Regions from separate parts of the Homo sapiens genome. Here region 1 is linked to region 2. Evidence: read pairs that join two places in POLR2A ChIA-PET (ENCODE). Cell type or tissue: A673. All regions are shown on one strand. Links, peaks and the distances in the headings refer to the core of each region. The heading gives the core; the rest is flanking DNA. Region 1 overlaps BMPER (BMP binding endothelial regulator). Region 2 overlaps BMPER (BMP binding endothelial regulator).

Evidence for each region. Peaks named below come from ENCODE experiments on the same cell type or tissue, not always from the same donor. Only the 100,000 strongest peaks of a DNase experiment are listed, where the experiment ranks them.
Region 1: POLR2A ChIA-PET joins it to region 2 with 5 read pairs; 2 of 35 experiments call an interaction of 5 or more read pairs at or near these places.

What each region holds. Positions count from the first base shown.
Region 1 is chr7:34,151,820-34,160,523 of GRCh38, reverse strand. BMPER (BMP binding endothelial regulator) reads right to left here. Exons shown (of 15, transcript NM_001365308.1): 15 at 4,097-7,432. The coding sequence ends at 7,251. Among named protein-coding and RNA genes, the nearest start is that of BMPER, 250 kb to the right of the region's middle. In A673, for the core only: no CTCF peak of the experiment used is centred there; a DNase peak (open chromatin) is centred at 5,073; H3K27ac peaks cover 1,553 bases.
Region 2 is chr7:34,052,993-34,061,696 of GRCh38, reverse strand. BMPER (BMP binding endothelial regulator) reads right to left here. Exons shown (of 15, transcript NM_001365308.1): 9 at 6,394-6,534; 10 at 3,534-3,638. Among named protein-coding and RNA genes, the nearest start is that of BMPER, 150 kb to the right of the region's middle. RefSeq lists enhancers at 1,731-2,639, 1,298-3,347. In A673, for the core only: no CTCF peak of the experiment used is centred there; DNase peaks (open chromatin) are centred at 2,056 and 2,466; H3K4me3 peaks cover 254 bases; H3K27ac peaks cover 3,164 bases.

The DNA.
Region 1 (8,704 bases), core at 2,062-7,061, 98 kb before region 2:
ACAAGAGCAACTTGTTGCCATGTGTCACAAAGGCACATTCCTGAAAACAATGTGGGTTAGACCAGGCAGTTCATAGGATGAGTCTTGGAACTGGATTTTATTTCCTTCCAGTTGTTCGGAGGTGACATAGATAAAGCCACAACTGCATGACTCTTGTGTGAAGCAGCTCCTCTCAGACTGTGATGCAAAAATATCTCTGTGGTTGTATCTGATGCATCTTTGCTGTTTGCCTCACAGTCTCTCCCTGTCTCCTACTGGGCCTCTTATTTCATAGTAAAAAGAGTTGTGTACTTAGGCTCGGAGCCTAACAAATGAACGATGCAAGAAACAAATGAAGTTGCAAGCATTACTGCTATAAAGATAACACATGTTAAGTGATGTGGGGTTGATAATATTCATACACATTATTTAGGCAAACATTTCAATACACTCGCTCTCACAAAACAGTCAAATTGGCCTAATGATATGAACAATAAGTCATGGAACCGATTTCAAGAAAAACAAATTTTGCTTTGCAAAATCGCATTCAGAATATATGCACTGGAAACCTACTTATAAAAAAAGTAGCTTGTAAAAATAATTTACAATTATTAAGTGAAATTAGATAGAATTTGAATCCAATAAAACAAGATTTCCAAAATTTTTGAAAACAATTATTTTACCAAGATTTTTATGATAAAAAATTAAAATGTGCACCATATTGTTCTTTGACATTTTTACAGTTTTTCCCCCTACTTAAAACCAAAGGAAATAAATAACAGATTTGGAAATAATTTCATTTGTATGGAAAATGCCTTCTCTTCTTTGCTGACCTTTCCCAAAGAAGAGGGAGAAACTGATGAATCCACTCTGACCCTCCGGAGCAGTCCAGGCACAGCAAACACCTCCCAGCTCAGCTGGACGTTCTGGTTCCACCGGGAGGCTTTTCTAGCTGCCATCTTTATTTTCTTTAACCAAAGCAACCCAACCATTCTATGGCCTGAACCTCCATGACAAAGCAAAGAAAGGGTGAGGCAATCCTGCTCTGAGTTACTGTGCTCTCAACAGGCAAGTCAACCCTGGTTTGGGGTCTAAATTCTCCTGCCAGGGCCTGGTGGAGTCGGGTGTCTTTGCATGTTCACAGATCATCAGAAAAATTCTTTCAAATACATCTCAGAAAATCACAGGATCAGGACAGTGTGTGGATCATCATGGAAATGACATTGCTTAGGCTGCATTGCTTTGACTATGAAAGCAGATATTCCTCAAGCATCACCCCATAAAACAGAATGGAGAATGCTTTTCAGTGCGATCAAGCCAGTTGTCCTGTGTTCCCTCTAAGGTTCCTGGGGTGTGTCTGGAATGGTAGATGCTGTGGATAAACCTGAATCTTCTCTTCTCCTTCCAGCTTTCATTTTCTTCTGACTGCCTGTTTGTTCTCAGAAATAGTGAAGTGAGCAAATAAGTTTAGGAAGACAGAATCCCCCTGGCCTGACTGTCTTCAAGAGCAAAATGGGAATTCATACCGAGTAGAGAGGGCCCTTTGAACCACCTTCTTCACGGAAGTGCCCACAAGGGGTCAGACCGGAACGCATTGCAGGCTCACGTTGTCACAAGGCAGCCTGCTGGCATGGAGGGAACCCAGCCAGTCTGCTGCCTCCTTCTCCTCCCCAGTGCCCCCCTAACCACTGGAGCCAGAAGGAGCTGTTCAGGATCTGATTCTTTAACTTACATATAGGAACGTGGTGAAAATGACAATATAATAAATGGTATTTACGCTCTTGGAGCCAAGGTGAATCTTTTTCATCACTACAAACATTTCCTTAAGCCCCAAATTTCACAGCTGAAGAAACTTCTCAGGGGAATAACTTAGTTAGCCAAGTTCCCGTTGGAAGAAGCAGAGAAGTAGCTTATGTAAGTTTTTAAGGCCTAAGCTAGGTTATGACACAAAGTGGCTAGAACATGACAGAATTGTTCCAACAGAACTCCGGGCAAGCTGTGTTTCCTGGCGTTTTACTCATAGGTGTCACCCGAGCTGGCGACACTAGCAGGACCAGCTGTTTAGACTCTAAGCCTCCTCTATCCATCAGCCTACAGTCAAGCAAGTCAACAAAAGCAGTGGTGAAATGTATTTACCTTGGAACAGTTCTGTTAAAGCAACCAATGCCTGTCTTCATGCAGTGGAAGACTGAAGGTCAGAAAGAACGCTCTTGTTAGCAGCCTCTTCCTTCCCTTCCCTCTCTAGATGCTCAAAAGACAGATGAAGGAAACACAAACACAGCCTGGTGCAGGAGGCAAGGTGTCTTATAACAAAATGCCTCAAGCCCTACTTGTGTGGATCCCACTAGAAACCAAGGGAAGCCTGAAAAAGCCTCCCAGGGTGTGTAAGTTGCATTGTCACAGCTCAAAAAAGTTCTGTGAATCTGTTACACCTCAGCAGAACCCAAAGCCTGTTGTTCCCTGCACACCCACACTGCCTGTTTGTCTCTCTCCTTATCTACTTAGTTACCTGTTCTTTAAATGCCCAGACTACTCCACTCCTGAAAATTCACACACACACACACACACACACACACACATGCACACACACACACATAGACACACACACACATCTTTGCAAAGGTAAAGGCTACTTAGTCCTCTACCAAGACTCATCTCAGTAGTCACTTTCTCTGGCACTCTTGACACTCTCCCAAACAGAAAACCTCAAATGGGGCTTCCTGAGGCTCCCACGGCCAGTGGTATGGCCCTCTGGTTCGTACCACAAGCCATTCATCCTGCACCGTGACTGTCTGCGGAAGGACCATGTCTTAAACCTAATGTTCAGAATGTCTGTTGAATTAAAGCAAATACAGCTTAGCAGAAAACACTTTGATTGACAGTAGAAATTCTTGTAGATATATTCCCTTGTCAGTGTTCCTTCTGTGGGAAATTGGCACCATCATCGCCACCCAGTTACTCAAGCCAGAGACTGGCCTATCCACCATCCAATCTGTCACAAACTTCTCCCCTTTTTACTTCCTACCTCGTGGTCTTGGGGTTTATCATCTCTCACCTGGACTATCTCAGGGGACTCCCACCTAGTCTTTTGACTGGAAATCCACTTTCATTGCAGTCACTGATCTCACTGAAACAAAGGCCTGGCTGGTCACATCACTCTGTTGCTTAACACCACTCATAGCTGGAGCAGACCTACCCATCTGGTGCCTCAGCCCACCAGGGAGCCATGTGGAGAATGTGTGATGGAGATTTTGGCACCTCCTCCACTCTCAAGGCAGTTGGACAGGACCTAAGATTCCCCAGATGTGACATCTAGCTCCAAGCACCTCAGTCTATTTAGCCCAGTACCTAGACAGATGCGACCTAGTCATGTGACATGACAAGGAGCTAAGACCCCAGCCCCCTAAGACCCCACTCCCACCTCCCAGCCACATCTCACACCTACAAGCTTCACCCTTGCCCTTCAGCCTGCACCTTTTATGGTGCAGCCCCAGGTATGCAGCTATTTGTTACCAGGAGATTTGCTCTCCCTCTACCTGAAACACCTTCCTACTTTTCAAGTTTCTCTAAATATAAATTTCTCATCCTTTTCCACCACATTGACCTTTTCCAAGCTAGCTTGCTCAAATTAATCTGAAAGGGGACCATAATAAAAATGGATCTGATGCATGTTCATGTCATTCAACTGGTTTAAATAAATCCAGTGTAGCAACATGATTGTAAAGCCAGAAAGAGCCCCTTAAAGAAATGAATGTCCGGGTTCTTAACTCAACGTCAGAATAATCATCAGCATTTGCTCCTTTTCCCTGTTGTTTCCTTCTGGCCCACTTGAAACTTGTCATTTTTCAGAATTAAAATCTCAAGTTTTGCAAAGCTTGTACTCCAGGATGTAGAATCAGAGATTATTTTTGCTTGCTCCTGAGAGTTATGTTTGGAGGAGATCGCTAATTAAAATACCTTGGCGCCTATCCCTGAAGGCAGTCTCCTCCTCCCACTCCAAGAGCTTTCCAGCTCATGTCCTTGTTACTTGTCAGATCCAGATGAATGTGAAGACAAAGAGTGGCAAAGTGAAGAGAAATGCAGTCAGGCTCAAACTGAACAAATCCACAAACAGCTGTGCAACCATGAGACAGCATTTATTAGGTTTTATTTATTGATTCAAGAAAAATTTATTGACTACTTACCAGGTTATGTTTCTTAATTAGGGTAATGTAGTCATGGATGTTTGCAACATTTTTCTCTATGCCTTTTTGTGTGTCTGAAATATCTCATAAAAAGGAAGAGTTTTCCAGTTGAAATGGTTTATCCGTGTTTCAGTGAAAGCTGGGAGAAGCTAGTCAACCTCCTGGGTCTTTCTCGTTCTTATTGAAAGATGCCCTCTTACAGGACGGTCTGATGGTCAGGAAGCAGTCAACGAGTTAAGATGAGTGAGGCCTTCAACCTGAAGAGTTAGTGATTCTTAGTGTACCACAGTTTTAACAAAAATTGCTCTTGTCGATGCCAAAGAGATATCTTTTCTTCCCAGCTAAAAAATTTTAGGTCAGGACCCTCAAATATTCCTATTTACAGAGGGAGAGAAGAAAGAACTTAGTTTTACTGAGTACCAACAATGGGCAATTAGAATCATAATTATGCTTGTTCTTCATTGAGGGTGCTTGTTTCTCATCAAATTCAATATTCATAGAACATTTTTATTTCAAGTCATCTCACTCTGCAAGAGCTTAGTTGAAGAACCAATTGAAAACATCCCATGTGAATGAAACAGGACTGCTCTCATTGAAGCACTTGGTAAATCCTCATTGTGCCCAATCATTAGACTAAGCCATTGCTCAGCTGTAGCCTGTGGCCTAAAAAAGAATATGCAGGCCAACCATTCAGCTGATTTCCTCACCCTCTCCCATCAGAGATGGCTCTTTGAATTAGTAAACCCAAGTAATTTTCTGTCCTCTCTGCCCTCCCTTTCTTCTTCAATTAGAAATGAGAAAAATGTACAGAGATTAAGCTAATCCCCAGCTAAAGGAATGCCACACAAACTTGTAATCAACCCACCCAAGATGATGAAACCGGCTCATGCAGAAGAGCTTTCATCATTCACCCATCCTGGCTGCCATGATTAAGTGTTGGGAAAGAGGCCGGTTAGCCTCATGGGGAGAATAACTCAGTCCTTGGATGAATCATGAGCTATAAATAACCATCCACAATTCTCCCTTCTCCATCATTTCCCTTATGCTGCCCTCTTTCAAAGATGAGAACCAACAGTGAACTGAAAAGGGATTTAAAGCTAATCTTAAGGAATCTGTTCGTTTTACAGAAGGTAGGAACCACCAGGCAACGTCAACTGATTTTCCCTACCCCTCCTGTCAGGGCAGAGCAGGGAATCAATGAGATTACAAGTAGGAAAGTATTTGCAAACCCTCAGTGCCTCCCATTACTGCCCAAAGTCTCCTAGCCTGTTAGTGGCAGGGGTCTAGTTTTCCCGATTCTCAACCCTGCTCACTATACTACATGGCCTCTTTGTGTTACAGATAAGCAAAAGTGAGACCCCCAAATGCTTAAATAATGGGGATAGTCACAAACCACACTTAGATCCCAAAGCACCTAAGTCAAAGTCTTCTTTCCAAGGGCAGCATTGAAACAATGACCTGACTACCTCAGGCTGCAGATACGAGGGTGATTAGTATCCAAACACAGGAATGAAAAAAAACACAAAGGCCCAGTGCCCCCAGCCAGTCACTATTACGCCCTGCACTTTATTCAGTTAATTCAAACAACTAGGGATTTTCCAGTCAAAAAAAAAAAAAAAAATTCCAAGTTAATACTTTAGCTGTCATGAATGTAAAAGAAACATAAATGTCTTTGACGAGCATTGGCAATATGCTGGCTTGTCAAAAACGTGGGTTTGCTTTTGTCTATTAATAATAGTCTTTATATATACTGTTGTAAGATACAAAAATTATAACTAAATACAGCTGTTAAAATTTAATGAATCTGAAGTTGATACAACTAATTGTAAAGTATAACACAGGACATCTTGAGAGAGAAAATGCATTGTTTTACATCTTAAGCCCTTTATTGACTACAATGCAGAACATTTTATTTTAAGACACAGTGGGTTTTGTTTTTGTTGATGTTTTCACCAATTCAACTGAAGACGAAAGTCAAGACAATCAAATGGTAACTAGTAGCAGCCTATCAGTAAATGAGGGCAAGTATAGAGACTGTTCTTTGGACTGAGGTTAAATCAATTAGTCAATAAAGGCTTTTCCACTGTCTAATAATTATAACATATTAACAGTCGCCAAATAGTGTTGGATGGGACTCCTCTAGAAATAACTAAAGCCTTTCATTTTATACATGAAATAGCCACAAAATGTAGATGGGTTACATCAACTCATTGGATTTGCCCATCTTAAATTACTCTGAGATTCAGAGAAATCAAAATTTCATCATATGTTGTGCAACAGTTTCTTCAAATACTTTCTCATGCTCAATAAAATTAACATGGCATCCAGACACCCTTTAATTTCAACACATGACATATAAATGGTCACATCCATCATACACACATAGATGATTAGAAGACTTGAGGACTACGCAAGGATGGCAAGAAATCACTTGATTCTTCGGTTATGCCCTAGTGACAAATATATATTTCTTGGCAACCAGCCAATCAATTTTGGAAATAATGTTAGCCCATGACCTAATACATTCTAACAGCCTATCACTCGCTTTTCATGCACCATTAGGGCCGGTCACCAATCTCCTGCTGTCTTTCCCAGGCATACATTCCTTTCTTTGGAAACCTGAAATGCCCCTAGATAAATGTGCCCTTCTCCAGAGAAACACATTTCCCACTCCATTACAAATCCTGACTCAAAACTAAAATTAATACAGGCAGGCAATTGAGGGCTCTTAGAAAACTTCCTTAAAAATGACAAATGTATGTGATGTTAACACTATCCAATGTATCTGCATGCCACCTTATTAAATTAAAAACACCTGGTGTATTTATACAACATGTTCAATGGCTTACAGGTTAGGATCCTAGAAACAATACATGTCTTATAGCAAAAAATATACATATAATAATCCCCCTATAGTTCATATAAATGATGCAATGTTTTTGAATATATCTATATATATATACACATATATACTCTGTGTGTGTGTGTTTACAGAATCGGGCACACAAATACTGCAGTCCTTCATTGGCTCTTCCGCTTCAGTGTCAAAGTCACCAGATTTCAGAGTCTTAAGGATCGAAACAAAGGTCACCGCTGGGGACAAAGGACTGGCTTGATGCACCTTCCCTTGTGAAGGACCAAGTTTGCTGGACAGTGGCACCCAGCAACGCACGGCTTGTTGCATGGACCAATTTCATTCCAGTTGTCACACGTCTTGATACATCCCGGACCACAGGTATCGTACACAGCACCATGCTTACACTGGGTGGCTGAAAAAGAGAAGGAGACAAAGGCATAACATGGAGAAAGGCCCCATTAATTCACCCTCAGCCAGATGCCGTTCTTGCAGGCTCATGACACTTCATGGACGTTTCCATAGCTCAGGATCACATTTGCATTTTAACAAGAGAATGACAAACACCCAACATTCTTCAAACACTCTGGGAATCAGCTACATCTATAAAAACAAATGCAGGTAGATCTGAACAAGAATTTATCTTATTCTTAGATAAGATAAACTATAAATGTGTAAGCCTATAGGAAAATCTTTAAGGCTATTTAGTTATTGTACAAATAACTAAATAGTATAAAACATCTGCTGCAAATAGTCCTTTCAGCTATTGAGCTGTGATGAATAGGAATATTTTGTGCAACTACATCAATATTCAAATATATGAAATTACCCACAGAGAAAAAACCTACCAAGGATATTGGGAATGTGTGACATATTTTAATCAATGTAATCGTGTGTTAAATTAATAAATTTAAGGCATGTTGGAGCAAGACTGGGGTAAGCCAAATAGAGAAAAGTCAGATATGTGACTGCAGGGAGGACAGCAGCTGGCTGGGTCAAACAATATAAAAATGATGATGTTGCCACGTCACAGCCAATTTACTATCTTTATTGACTTAGAGGCAAAGTGATTTTCACAAAATTATGAGAGATCCTGAAAATTCATGACTAGACTTGTCAGAAAAAAATAATGCAAACATTCTGGAAGTTTTCTGACACACAGCCTTTTCCATCTGAGTTACATCCAGTGACAGTTGAAGGGGCCGCCCCTCATTCCTCAAGAATAGGAATGTTGACACAAGTAGGAATTTAGATCAGGGACCCTCCAAGAACACCAATAACAATTCCATCTTCATTTAAAGTTCCTTTAAACAAAAGTAATAACAATGGAAGACATTCTCAGCTTCAATGCCTCTATTGTTTATGCTGTTTGCAGAATAATACCTGGTAAGGAATCGTGTAATTGTAAAATTTAAAGATAGAACTGGTTTGCCAGCAAACGGGCCTCAATTTGAGTCTTTCAAGTTATGCATTTAGAGTTGCCACAAAATGTTGATCTTTGATCATATTTAAGTAAAAGAAAGTTAATAAGCACCATAAAATAAATTCTATGAAGGCTTCTCAAATATCCATTGCACTGGTTAGAAACAAATGAGAGAACACATTCTATCCAGCGAGTAATCAATGACTTCTCATCAGCTCTTACTATTCAAAAACCAAGTTGTATGAAACAAAACATCTAAATAAA
Region 2 (8,704 bases), core at 1,604-6,603:
CTCAACCTTTTCATTGATACCCAAATCTAGCCCTTTAGAGACCAAGGGCACACACATAAAAATGAGAATTATCTGTCAACCTAGCGAACCCTACAAGACCTTCTTTCTGTCTTTGCTTGTTGGAGAAGCTTAAACAATAAACTGTAATCCAAGCTCAGGAATCATCAGCACTATGGATATGGGCAATATCTGTGCTACAGATCAAATTCAGTCAGATTTCTTGTTTCAGAAAATGGTATGTTATCCATGTTGAATCACTGTTATGCACTCAAAGCCAAGGAAGCTGAGAATTTTGAAACACTGAGTAATGCTTCATTACCTTTCTGGAAATACACTGCAATTTCCTACATTGCACAACTTTTGAGTTTTTTAATGCATGACATTTAAAGGAGGTGACGTATTCTCAGGACTCATATCAGAAAATCAGTTGTCTTATCTCTGACTCAGTGGTTAATCAAAGAGAAAAAGAAATGTAGAAGAAGTTTAACATTTAGGGAGCACTTGCTATATAACAAATATCTTATTCGATATTTTACTTATGTGATAACATTGGGTTAGTGATAAGGATTTAATACTTATGACCTATTAAGATTTAATGAACATTAGAGATTTTATAATCACTGTTATTAAGATGCACAAGAACCTTATGAGCTGAGTATTTCCCTTTTTATAGGTGAAGAAATTGAGGTCATGCAACACAAGAGTAGTAGAACCAAAAATCAAACCTAATTTTGTCTGACCCTAAAGGACATTTTCTTCCCACTGCAGTTTTGTCCTCTTGAGTCCTTTCTCTTGAATATAATTTAATATTTATTATCTGCTATACACTAGACTGAGTGCTATGCATTCCTCATACTTTATCATTTAAATTTCACAATAACCCTCCACATGCAGTTGTCCTTATCCCCTGTTTACAGGGAACTAAGGAAACAGAGACCATGGAGAGGTTGCCAAGGCTCATGTCAAAGCCACATGGCTCACACACTGCTCATTCACTCACTCACTACTGGTCATTTCCATCAAGAGTAGGCTTAAGTACTCAAAAAGAAAGAATCAGATTGACTTAAAGGATTCTGGTTAATTATTGAAGATCTTTAATCAGGTCTGATTTGTTTTTGCATCAGCTAGGCCTAAATGATACATTAAAGGCTTTGACAACTTTGAGTGAGACTTAAAACTCAGCCCCAGCCAGTCATCCCATAGTGTGGGGGCATCACAACATATTTTCATTGCCTAGAGCTCTGCTGTCAATTGCAATTTGGCACAGGGGTCTCTTTTGGTTTCTCAAGACTGAAAGCAGTTGCAGATGAAGCCAAATGAGGTCAGCTCAGGCCCAGGGAATGACGGCCCCAAGAGGATTAAGGTGCTTTATCCCAATGCAGCAGAGCCACCTTAAAGCCAAGACTCCAAACAAATGTGACTACGATTCCCTACATCCACATCTCGGTGGAAACTTCCATCTCTCGTCTTCAGAAAATGAAAGTGGCAGTGATGATATCACTAAATTAGATGGGGGAATAAATCAGGTACAAGCTGTAAAGTCAGAGCACCTGTGTAATATGCAATTAGCCGTAAGACTCTGGTCATGCTGCAGGCTCTTCCATAAGCAGGGTCTAGAAATACCACCCACCTCAGAGGGGTGATGTTAGCATTAAATGAGATTAGTGTTGTCACTATAAAATCTCAGTACGTATTAGAGATGGAGAGATGACAGTGTCCTGATGACCCAGTCCCCACTTCAGCCCTCATAGCCCTTCTCACAAATGGCACTCCTTTGCCTCTGGGGGAGTTGCAGGATGGGGGAGGAGAGGCAGGATTGACAAGGAATCCAATCATAAAACCCTTCTTCCACAAGAAACATTTACATCTGGAAAAAGAGAATATGCAGTAGCCAGGAAAGACAGAGCAGGGAATACAAGCTCCTCCTCTCTATCTCTTTTTTTTTTTTTTTTCCAAAATTTCCCCAGGCAATGTAGGGGAGGGGAAGTAAGTTTTTAACAAGATTTCCATGGTAGATAGAGCTGAGTTATCTTCCAAAGACCTCCTGCTGGCCCCCGAGAAGGGAAAGTGTGAACTGGAGGAGTGGTTGGAAGGAAGCCTAGAAACAGAAAGGTGGCCCCTGAGGCCGGGGCCTTGGCAGGGGCACCAACAAGCTTTGACAAGGCGTGGAGGGGGTGGGTGGGGCAGGGAAAGGCCTCTGCTTGGAGGAATGGATGCCCCTGGCCCAAATGTGGTCCACAATGATGAAAGGCTAATGAGACACCAGTGACATAAAGAACGTTGACCTCCCCCCACCATCCCCTCCCCCAGCAAGAGCACAATGAAAACTATCAATCCAGCTACAAGTGGCAGAATTCAAGTGAAGCTGGAAACTCCACGGCGGCCTGCTGAGGCTAGTTACTTGAGCCACCAGGTTGGCACAGCATCCTGTTTTTGTCTTGTAGAATAAGGAAGCCCATTATTACTAACATGTGCTGCAAGAGTTCATTAGCAGCGAGGGTTCCCGGAGGACTGGCATAATGATGTGATCCCATTTTTCCCAATGAATATTTATAAGCAGACCATGTTCAAGTCTACTTATTGTATCTTCTTTTTTTTTCTTTTATGGGAGGCTTTCAGTTTTATGTCTGAGGCTTTTTAAAGCAAGACTAATTAGGGTTTTTTTTTTTCTTTTTTTCCTCTCCTCTTTATTCAGTTGTGCAATAGCAACAGCTGTTGTTTTTTGTGCCTCATTTGGCAGTCAAGTAAAAACAGCAACTTTTGTTTATAATAATAACAGATGTGAATAAAATTAAAAGCTGTCTATAACAGAGAAGGGAGGACATGTCCTGAATATATGGATATATTTTTTCATTCACGGGAAGGTGTTGAATAGGTTTGACACCTTCCCAAAATGTATAAAACTTTAAAAGGTTTCAAGTTGCTGAGGTGAATTCAATGAACCTCATGCTTTAGAAGATAATGGTTGCTTTATTCAGTGTGCTGGAGCTATGAGTTTTTGAAAAGAGATATTTCCATAAGGATGCTATTTCCATTTGGGGCTACAATGGAGGCCAGGATTAGAGAGAGAAAACTTCAGCAAAGAAATCGGGGATGCCGTGAGGCAGGAGAAACCCCTTGGGGAAGTATTAATAAATAAACCACATATTACTTTGAATGGCTATAAGAGGAAAGCTCTGATTTGAGAAGGGAGAGAAAAGAGGAAAAGGCAAAAGACAGTTACGATGTTAAACAAAACCTGGCAAAAGAAAACAAAGAAAGAGATCTTGCAGGAGTTGGAGAAATTTTACAGAATGAATGGGAGATGTCAATAAGAAATCAGAATTGGGACAAGAGCAAAGCAGAGCTATTTTCATGCAAGGAAAAAATCTGCAAGAAGAATGAGCAAACTTTGCAAGAGGCATTTGACTAGTCAGGAATGTAGAGGCTTTGGGGGAGCTGGAGTCTGTGTTCGGAAGATGGCATGCGACTGTGCCACACACAGGACATTTCTCAAGACGCTAAGGTAAAGTCAATCTGTGTTCCAAACATACCTGTGGGCAGCTACTGATGGGAATGCACTGCTTATTGCGACACTCCGTCCTGCCTTTCACACAAGCACAGATGGTACAATTGATAGAGGACCACATCTCTCCATCCTACAAGAGAGGGCACAGGATCCTGTCAGCAGCTGGAGGCTGACAGGAGTTGAGGCAACAGACTGTAACCTCTCCATGGAGGAAAGCATTTCTTGCCCTGAGTGAGGGACGCCATCATTAGACTAAATGACTCAGGTGTCTGTCTACATCCAACTGATTTAAGATAAAGATTAGTGAAGATTTCAGATTGTGTGCAAGCATGTGTGTGTGTGTGTGTGTGTGTGTGTTCCCCCTCCTGGATATAAAAATAATTATTGTGTGTTTAACCAAGTCATATTTATGTCTTGTTGTCATGCATTGTTTACTTAGTTCCACCCTGGGGGAAAACCAAGCATGAATTTTCATACATGATACAATGACAGAAATCTAATTTTCCCGTTTGATAAGACTAAAATATTTAAGCTGTCCCAAGCACCAATAGTTAATTGAGATGTCCAGAGGTGGTTAATTACCAGATGTGCCATGGTTCTGGCCCATACAGGACATGCATAGAAGACAGGCTAATTCAAATGACTCCCAGTGCTCAGACAGACACTTGATGGGCAAGCCACTGAAAATGCAGAGCTCAGAGAGAAGACTCCAAGTGCCATGGATATCCTGTCCCTGCCTATCTAGTCCTCTCCTCTTAAAATGCAGGGCAGCATTTTGGGACACATTTCCTAGACTAGATCCTTGCTCAGACAGAAAGAGCTATTTGAGGAATTTCTTTCACTCATGAAAGGTATAATCTGTGAATGCCAAATACCACAAAAAGCCCTTGTACCTCTGGAGGACAGGCAGGGATGTGCATCCTTGCTTGTGGGTAAAAAAGATCACAGACAACAGAGTTGGGCTGAAAACAAAACAAGGATTCCTTCCTGAGCTTGCAGATCCAAGCAGCAGATTTTTGTTAAAAACAGAAACAGTTGAGATATTTGATGACTCCCCTGCCTCTTTCCCTTCCTGACTTTTTGAAGCTATTTTAAGGACTGTCTACCCTCTAGTGCCTTTCAAGAAAGACCTAACTGAATCTGCCTTAAAGGACACCTGACTGTTCCAAGTTCTCTGAGTACACATTTCTAGGAATCCAAGTCTCCGTGAATTATTTTAAGCCTCAGTCATTTAAAGGAACCGTTTTTACAAGGTGACTTACAAGTGTATTGCAGCCGGGCGCGGTGGCTCACGCCTGTAATCCCAGCACTTTGGGAGGCCACGGAGGGTGGACGACAAGGTCGGGAGTTCGAGATCAGCCTGACCAACATGGCAATATCCCATCTCTACTAAAAATACAAAAATTAGCCAGGCATGGTGGCATGCACCTGTAATCCCAGCTACTCAGGAGTCTGAGGCAGGAGAATCACTTGAACCCGGGAGGTGGAGGTTGCAGTGATCCAAGATCACACCACTGCACTCCAGCCTGGGCGACAGAGCGAGACTCCATCTAAAAAAAAAAAAAAAAAAAAGTGCATTGCACACAGCACCATGGTGAGAGTGAGAGTGAGGCTATTTCATCTGGGTGTTCTGGAGACAGAGGAGGAGGCGACTTTATATCAAGAGGACATATGAGCATCTCTGAAAGTCTGATGTAAACACAACACACATGCCTCCCCCTTCACTGGGCATGACACCTTATGTGTTTTTTTGTCCTCAGTTGTTTTCTCTTTTTTAATTTTTTTTATTTTATTTTTAGTTCTGGGGTACATGTGCAGGATGTGCATGTTTGTTACATAGGTAAACGTGTGCCATAGTGGTTTACTCCACCTATCAACCCATCACCTAGTTATTAAGCCCAGCATGCATTAGCCATCCTTTCTAATACTCTCCCTCCCTCCACCCTACCCCCCAACAGGCCCTAGTGTGTGTTGTTCCTCTCCCATGTCCACATGATCCCATCATTTGGCTCCCACTTATAAGTGAGACCATGCGACACTTCATGTCTTCTTACTATTCCATCAGAACCAAGACCTCTCCCTCCAACTACTTCAGTGTGATAGGAAGTGTGGCTCAGTGCAGCATGCCTGCAGAGCTACCACAACTGACTTGTTTATGTGGGTCTTGATTCTCATGGGTATCATGAGGTGACAGCTTCGGTAGAGAGTGATTTGACTCCTTCCACCCCTAGGGAAAATGGACTAGATAGGAGGTACTTTGGACAAAGCCAACCATCTTGCATTTTGAAGTTTAAATGGCCATTGCACTGTTTCCCACTTGGGGTCCTCAGAGAATAATGTAAAATACACCTGAGATTGGTAACAGATGGCCAAAAGACAACCTTTTCCATTCAGCTGGGCAGAGCTCTCTCACCTGGCTCAACTACATACACTATTAACATCCTTATCTGAATATCTTCCAAATGAGAAAATTTTTCTTTGCAAAGGTAGCTTTGTGAAAAACTTCTAAAAGCTTCAAGCTGTATAGATCCATCAGGATCTTGACAAGGATCATCACCTTGACAAATGTCATTGAGCATCTCCAACGAGATGAGGTACTCCTAGGTATTCAGGCAGGTTTTACAGGCTTAACATATTTCAGCAAAAATATAGTCAAGAAAAACATCTTTCAGACGGTTGATTCTCTGCCCCTATCTGCACTTGATTCTAACTATAAATGTATATATAATACTGTAATATAAATACATTCTATTAATATATGCACACATATACATTTGTATATGTATATAGAAATTATGGGATAACCCAATCTGCCTAGTGTCTGGAGCTTTTTAATTGTCAGCGTAGTAATACAGGAGTTCCCATGTGCTTGTCTCATGACATACCTGGAAAATCTTGTTGCCAAATTTGCATACTTTGATGTCTTCTGGGGGCACTCGTAGGAGGCACTCTTCACAACAGCCCTCCTGGCCTTGGTCACAGCCACCAGGGTGGGAGCACTTCCTCTTGCAAACCACAGTAGAGTCCTGGGGGCCCAAAGGCAAAATAGAAATTAAAAATGATTTTCGCCTCTACCAAACATCCTACCTGGCCTTCCTTTCATAACTCATAACTATCTGTGTCAAAGTCTGTAAGGTACCCTATTTTAATTTATTGCAATAAATCTTTCATTCACTTCAAATTGTGATTTGTTGATTAAGTATCTAGACTAGAATATCAGGGCACTGTGGAAACTATGGCACGTAACCCCTACCTCCCAAGGATTTATGATTTCACGTTCCAGAGACTGATGAGCCCACTCCACCAGCATGTGGCAAGACCGCCCAGCTCCCCACGAACCACCAGTTTCCTTCTTCCTGCCCTCTACCTCTTTGCAACCTGCACTAATAGTGCTCTCTTGGGTCTCCTCCACGGCTTTATGCCACCTTTTGGAACTTAACGTAAAGGCATGATATCTTTGGTCAGAGGGTAAAAGTTAAGAGCAAAGGCACCACCTCAGGACAAGATTCCTCAAGTGTGTTCTGTGCTCACCAAGGGACTGAACCAACAGTTTCAAAACTGGACCTGGGTTCCAGAGCTCTAATGTAGTGGAGTGACTTTGACCAGGCCACTTACCCACTGAAGGTGAAGAGTTTGTATCATCTGTAAGTTAAAGAAGTGTGATTTGATTTCAAAAAAAAGTGCTCTTCTGCCTATTGTTTCTCAGGTTTACTGTGCCTCTTAAATGTAAAATACCTGGCACATAGAAATTATTATAAACCAACTTCAATTGGAAAAAAAAATCCTTTGTCAAACTGCATATCTTGATTTCTTGTTTAAAAACAAGGGCACTCCCTAGCTCTCAAACAATGCATATTTCACCGTAGATCTCCCTGCTTTCATTGTGTATGTGTGTGTATGTGTGTGTGGAGAGAGAGAGCGTGCTTTATGTACATATCATTAGACTGTGGTGCCTAGCACTATGTTAAGCAATGAGAATACAAATACAGAGATGGATAAATGTACTTCTGTCCTCAAGGAGTTCTTCGCAATGTAAGAAGGGAGGTAAATGTGTAATCAAGCAAATTGCAATTATAATGTGGTAAACAGAACTAGCAAAGGTGTAAAGATAGCAAAGACAAGGGAAAGTTACCTATCCAGGTAAGTCAGGAAAGCCTCTCAGGTTGAATGACACCTGAGATAGGCTGTTGTGGATGAAGAAGCATCTGCTAATCAAATTTAAAGATGGTAATAACATTGCTGGTAGATAAATTGTCCAATTTGAAGGCACAGAGATCTGAAACCATCCTGCATGCAGAAAACTACAATTGACACTTGAGCAACATGGATTTGAACTGCATGGGTCCACTTACACTCAGAAATTTTTTCAATAGAAGTTACATCAAGTGTGCCTGCCTTTCCTGCCTCCCCTTCCACTTCCTCTGCCTCTTCTACCCCTGAGACAAGACCAACCCCTCCTCCTCTTCGGCTTACTCAATGTAAAGAAGATGAAGAGCTTTATGATAATCAACTTCCACTTATTAAATAGTGAATATATTTTCTCTTCCTTATGATTTTTTAAATAACATTTTCTTTTCTCTAGCTTACTTCATTATAAGAATACAGTATGTAATACATAGAACATACAAAATATGTGTTAATTGACTGTTTATATGATTGGTAAGGCTTTCAGTCAACAGTAGGCTATTAGTTAAGTCTATAAGGAGTCAAAAATTAGACATGGATTTTCAACGGTACAGGGAATCAATGCCCCGGCACCCACACTGTCGAAGAGCCAACTGTATTAAATCACATTCAACAGGTTCCTGCACCTGCCATGGAAATCATAAGAAACACTGGATGGGGATGCTAGAAAGGGAAGCTCAAAGCAGACAGAAAATAATACTGATTACTCAAAATGATTGCAGCTTGATTTTTCAAGCATTTAATATCCCCAAGATGACTGTGAATTCATACTCTAGTAAAACACCCTTTTGGAGGAAGAGTATTAATTATACTTCCTGCTACGCACAGAGACGTATTACCTAATCATCTCTCAAGGAACCCATGAACCCAAAGCACGGCAAGCATAACTAAATCCCATTCATGGGATGCCAGGCTTTCCTGTGAGCAAGAGAATTGGGAGTGTGATATGTTTCATCAAAGGCTCAGTATCCCCAAGAGGAAGCTATCTCCTGCGAAATTCTTAGTGGAGAG